Linked DNA regions of Homo sapiens: region 2 is linked to region 1. The links are chromatin loops, found by intact Hi-C in ENCODE. Cell type or tissue: ovary. All regions are shown on one strand. Each heading gives the region's core, and the rest is flanking DNA. Links, peaks and the distances in the headings are about the cores only.

What was found. Peaks named below come from ENCODE experiments on the same cell type or tissue, not always from the same donor. Only the 100,000 strongest peaks of a DNase experiment are listed, where the experiment ranks them.
Region 2: it touches region 1 in a loop (2.7-fold over the local background); 48 of 110 quality-filtered maps call a loop at or near these places.

The regions. Positions count from the first base shown.
Region 1 is chr12:122,121,810-122,124,710 of GRCh38, reverse strand. The region is part of intron 1 of MLXIP (MLX interacting protein); the gene reads right to left. Among named protein-coding and RNA genes, the nearest start is that of MLXIP, 45 kb to the right of the region's middle. In ovary, for the core only: a CTCF peak has its summit at 1,346 (motif pointing right); a DNase peak (open chromatin) is centred at 1,349; H3K27ac peaks cover 1,690 bases.
Region 2 is chr12:121,923,095-121,925,995 of GRCh38, reverse strand. It overlaps CFAP251 (cilia and flagella associated protein 251), which reads right to left. Exons shown (of 22, transcript NM_144668.6): 3 at 2,006-2,374. Among named protein-coding and RNA genes, the nearest start is that of CFAP251, 6.0 kb to the right of the region's middle. RefSeq lists enhancers at 979-1,273, 836-1,514. In ovary, for the core only: no CTCF peak of the experiment used is centred there; a DNase peak (open chromatin) is centred at 1,203; H3K4me3 peaks cover 716 bases.

The DNA.
Region 1 (2,901 bases), core at 269-2,768:
GAGTACATAGTAGGTACATATATTGAAGGGTATGATGTTTTTAACAACCCCCGCCCTGAAGTCCTTTCTCTTATGTTTGCCATATTGCCATGTGGTTCCTCTTTCTCCACAGGTGGAAAAGGTGACGCCGGTGCCCTCTGCCAACACCAGGAACAGAGACCTGGGCAGAGGTCAGCTCCGAGTGCCAGGCCAGCCCTGAGGGTGGGATTGCGTAGCTGCAGAAGCCTCATCTGCTCTGCACTGTGAAGAGCCGAGGACTGAGGGCGGGGGACGGCTGAGGAGGGGGACGGCTGAGGTGGGGGACGGCTGAGGGCGGGGGGGCGGCTGAGGTGGGGGACGGCTGAGGACGGGGGACGGCTGAGGAGGGGGACGGCTGAGGGTGGGGGGACGGCTGAGGAGGGGGACGGCTGAGGGCAGGGGGACGGCTGAGGTGGGGGACGGCTGAGGGCGGGGGGGCGGCTGAGGTGGGGGACGGCTGAGGGTGGGGGGACGGCTGAGGAGGGGGACAGCTGAGGGCGGGGGACGGCTGGGGCGGGGGACGGCTGAGGGTGGGGGACAGCTGAGGCGGGGAGGTTCCCCTCATGCAGCACGCCTTGGGTGGGAGCACACGTCATGCCTCTGTGCTCAGCGTCCTGAAGGGCAGATGGCTGTGGGCACAAGGTGGATAGCCAACCTGACCAGAGCAGTGAGGGGAGGCTTTCTGGAGGAAGTGGCGTTTAAGCAAAGGCCTAGTGGATAGGGAAAGCCAGCTCGACAAAGCCCACACAGTTCCTTCTGCCTGGCCTGTGGTGGCCCCAGTGAGCAGAACTCAGCCTGATCGAGGCAGTGAAAAGCCCTCAATGTGTGAACAGGGCATGGTGGCATGCGTCTGTAGTCCTAGCTACTGGGGAGACTGAGGCAGGAAGGTCGCTTGAGCCCAGGTGTTTGAGGTTGCAGTGAGCCATGATGGCACCAATGCACTCCAGCCTAAGTGAAAGAGCAAGACCGTCTCAGAAAACAAACAAACAAAAATAACCAACCAAAAAAGGGAGTCTGAAGGCAGGGGGTACAGCAGACAAAGCTGGAGGGCAGAGGGTGTCATACCAACAGCTTTAATCACACACAATGAGGGGAGCGGCAAGACGCAGGGAAATTTAGCCTTACAGGCTAGAAACCTCAAAGTTTAGTTTGAGGGTCCCCTCTTCTTCCTCTCCGTGAGCTGAAATGTTTCCCTTTTCTTTGGGTGTTTACGTCAAACACAGTCAGACTTCAGCAGCAACACAGAGACCAGAACTCCCAACTGGGATCACCGTTCCACCCCGAGTTTCGGTAATATCTCTATGACCAACAGGTGGCGCTCAAGAAACACAAAGAAGGGCGTCCAACTCAAAATCCAAACAAACCAGCCACGGCGGGCCGGAAAGGGTCGACGGCCTGCACCCCCAGCCCGCCCCCAAGGCAATTTCAAGTCAAGATCTGAGGAGGCAACGCGTGAAGTTCTGTGATGCCTCAGAAGGTGGCAAGGTGGCAATGAATGCGTCAGGTGTCACAAAGGAAGGGACACCCTGGACGACTCATGCCCAGAAACCCTGGGCAGGCTCCTGATGGGCCTGGCAGAGCTGTTAGGCTGTGCCCCGTCAATCTTCAAGGAGAGGAGCAGGGACATTTCCTACGCAGACCTCCACGGGGACCCTTCTTCACAGGGTACTCAGGAAAAGCTGCTCTAAAAGTCCCACAATGGGCCAGGTGCAGTGGCTCACGCCTGTAATCCCAGCACTTGGAGGGCTGAGGCGGGAGGATCACTTGAGCTCACGAGTTCCAGACCAGCCTGGGCAATATAACAAGACCTCGTCTCTTTAAAAAAAAAAAAAGAAAAAGAAAAGAAGGCCGGGCACGGTAGCTCACGCCTGTAATCCCACCACTTTGGGAGGCCGAGGCGGGTGTATCACGAGGTCAAGAGATCGAGACCATCCTGGCTAACATGGTGAAACCCCCGTCTCTACTAAAAATACAAAAAAAATTAGCCAGGCGTCGTGGTGGCGGGCGCCTGTACTCCCAGCTACTTGGGAGGCTGAGGCCGGAGAATGGCGTGAACCTGGGAGGCGGAGAGTACAGTGAGCCGAGATCGCATCACTGCACTCCAGCCCGGACGACAGAGCAAGACTCTGTCTCAAAAAAAAAAGAAAAAGAAAAAGAAAAAAGTAGCAGGGAGTGGTAGCCTGTGCCTGTGGTCCTGGCTACTTGGAAGGCTGAGGTGGGAGGATCCCTGGAGCCCAGGAGTTGGAGGGTGCAGTGAGCTATCATGGTGCCACTGCACCTCAGCCTGGGTGACAGAGAGAGACCCTGTCTAAAAATTTTTTTTACAAAGCCCACAAGGGAGCCTGCAGCAGTGGAGGGCAGCCCTCCCTGGCAGAGCCCCCAGGGAAGCACCGCCAGAAAGCGTCTGTGACTGGGGGGACTTCTGCTCCCCTAACTCATGCTGCCAGCTCAACATCTTCCAGACAAAGGTGACTGGGCTGTCTCTTAGTCTAACTTGGATTATGCTCCATTCCTTCTTTAAAGCAGACCAGAAACATGTTCTGACCATTTCTGCAAGACCACTGGCTTCCCCCAAGACACGCAATCCTCCTCTGGCCTCCACCTCCTGAACCCGCCCCTGCCATCTGCCCATCAGAACAGAGGTCAACTGCACTCACCCATTCGCTAGCCCTCTCCTCACCCTCTGTGGGAAGGCCATCGCCTAGGGTCGCCAGCACAGGGCCTGGCACGTGGGAGGTGTTTTAAATATGCAGTTATTAAATGAATGCTAAATTTTCCATGAAGAACAATCTTTACACCACCCTGCCACAGCTGCCCTTCCTAGAAGGCAGGTTCTTGACATGAAACAGGAAATTCACAGTACAACAAAGGTCTCTCTCAAAA
Region 2 (2,901 bases), core at 108-2,607, 200 kb after region 1:
GTGCATGCCTGTAGTCCCAGCTACTCGGGAGGCTGAGGCAGGAGAATCACTTGAACCCAGGAGGTGGAGGTTGCAGTGATCCAAGATCACGCCACTGCACTCCAGCCTAGGTGACAGAGCAAGACTCCACCTCAAAAAATAAATAAATAAATAAAAGCTAAAGTAATTTGTAAAGGAAGACAGTCTAGAAAATTTTTGGTTCTGCCGTTTTGGTTCCGCAGTGAGACCAAGGCTAAGCGAGACCCAAAACTTGGGGGAGTGGCTCTTGCCAAGTCCAGATAGCTGTGCCCCTGACACAAAGAATACACCTTCTTAGAGACATTGCCTGATTTATGTTTGCTGGCTAAACAAGACAAGAGTCTTTGTGAGCCCTAAAGCTCAATTATTCTTTCTCTCGGAGTGAACAGTTGCAAGCTGTGGGAGAGAGGCTGTCACACGGGGCTCAAATGAAGCCCATATGCAGAAAGGAGGTTTCCAGTTGCCTGCATTTCCCTCCAGACGTCTTGCCACCGTCATCGTCATGACACACAGTTGCGGACACTTACTGAGTACTCACTATGTCTTAGGAACTACATTAAGTATTTGATATCCATTCAATCGCTTCCACATCTTCCAAAGGCATGAATCTACAGGAAGGATGAATCCTAGGAAACAATTTTCAGAAAGTAGCAGATGGAGGAAGAAGGAAAAAACTCCTCCTTTTCCTTCTCCTGGTAAATGATAATATTTTTACTCCTCGCAGATGGTGCCTCCCTGGAATATTTTCAGCAGTGGCAAAGGCAGATTCCTCTGGACTGCCTGGGGCTTTTCACTGCGGCTTTCACTCCTCCATTACCTTCCACTCTGGGACCCTCTTGGAATGGATGGTTTTGGGGTCATGTAAAGATAAAGGCAGAAGAGGTGAGGCAAGAAGGGGAAGGGGTGGAATTGGCAGCATGAAGGAGGAGTTTTACAATGTGAGAGAAAAAAGGAGAGGAGACAGGAGGGAAGAGAGAAAAGGGAAAGGAGAGGGGAGGGGAAGAAGAGGGAAGGGAAGAAGAGGGAGAGGAAGCGGGAAGGAAAGGGGGAGGAGGAAGCTGGGGAAAGGGGCGGAATGGAGTTTGGATCTCCCACGTGAAATAGCACCCTATGCAACAGACAAACTATGTCTGGAATTTCCTGCCTGCTGAGCAACACCATTGAACGCAGATGCCGCTCTCAAGTTCATGTTCAGTCACACGTGTTCCAGTCGGAGCTCTTAACCGAACTTTAAAAGACACAAGTCTAGGCCGGGCGTGGTGGCTCACGCCTGTAATCCCAGCACTTTGGGAGGCCGAGGTGGGCGGATCACGAGGTCCAGAGATCGAGATCACCCTGGCCAACATGGTGAAATCCCATCTCTACTAAAAATACAAAAAAAGCCAGGCATGGTGGCAGGCGCCTGTAATCCCAGCTACTTGGGAGGCTGAGGCAGGAGAATCGCTTGAACCCGGGAGGCGGAGGTTGCAGTGAGCCAAGATCGTGCCATTGCACTCCAGCCTGGGCAAAAAGAGTGAAACTGTGTCTCCAAAAAAAAAAAAAAAAAAAAAAGACACAAGTCTAGGCCGGGCGTGGTGGCTCACGCCTGTAATCCCAGCACTTTGGGAGACCGAAGCAGGTGGATGATCTGAGGTCAGGAGTTCAAGACCAACCTGGCCAACATGGCGTGGCGAGACGCCATCTCTACTAAAAATACAAAAATTAGCCAGGCGTGGTGGCTCATGCCTGTAATCCTAGCTACTCGGGAGACTGAGGCACAAGAATTGCTTGAACCTGGGAGGTGGAGGCTGCAGTGAGCCAAGATCGTGCCACTGCACTCCAGCCTGGGCGACAAAGCAAGACTGTCTTAAAAAAAAAAACACAAGTCTATTATTAGTTTAAAAAGTATCCTTCTGGTGGTATTCTTTTTCCCCCAACATGCATAAAATTCCCCTATTGCGCAACACTCTCAAAAGCACTGGGGGAGATTTAAAAGCATTACACTTACCAAGGGATACACCGGGGTGCTTTTATCCTTTTGAAACAGAATGTCCTCTGTGGTGCTGGACACCAGTGACTCCCGGGAGATCCCTGCTTTGGACTGGATGTCGGATACTCTCCTTTCTTGTCCCTCCTCTCTGTTTTCTGGCTCCAAGTCCCTTCTTTCTTGTCCCAGTTCATCTTGGGGCATCCGGTCGGTTTTCTCCTCAAGCTCTCCTGAGGGCTGCCTTTCAGGGGAACTAATCTGTTGTTCCTCAGGACTGATTTGATCCAAATCAAGAAATTCAATTTGTGTGCTCAGGTCTCTTAAAAGCTCATCTGTTTCTGCATCCTCCAATTGTAAGGAAAGCTTTGACTTGCTACCTCTTTGGGTTTTCTTTAAAAAGAAATAAAATATCATGATTCCATATGTGCTGCTACTCACCATTTATTCACCTTTTCTATTCCCAGTCAGCCAGTCTTAGTGTTAGCCTCACCTAGGAATTATGAAATGTTTTTTAAAAGAGGCTGGAACATTTTGTACTTAAAAAACAAAACAAGATGGGGTATAATGGCTCACCCCTGTAATCCCAACACTTTGGGAGGCCAAGAGGGGAGGATCACTTGAGCCCAGGAGTTCAAGACCAGCCTGGGCAACACAGTGCCACCTTATGTCTACCAAAAATGAACAAAATTAGCTGGGCGTGGTGGTACATGCCTGTAGCCCCAGCTACTCAGGAGGCTGAGGTGAGAGGATTGCTTGAGCCTGGGAGGTTGAGGCTGCTTGTGAAAGATCATGTCACTGTACTCCAGCCTAGGTGACAAAGTGAGACCCCAGAAAGGAAGGAGGGATGAGAGGAGAGAAGAAGGGACAGGAAGGGGAGGAGAGGGGAGGGGAGGGGGAAAAGGAAAAGATAAGAAAAG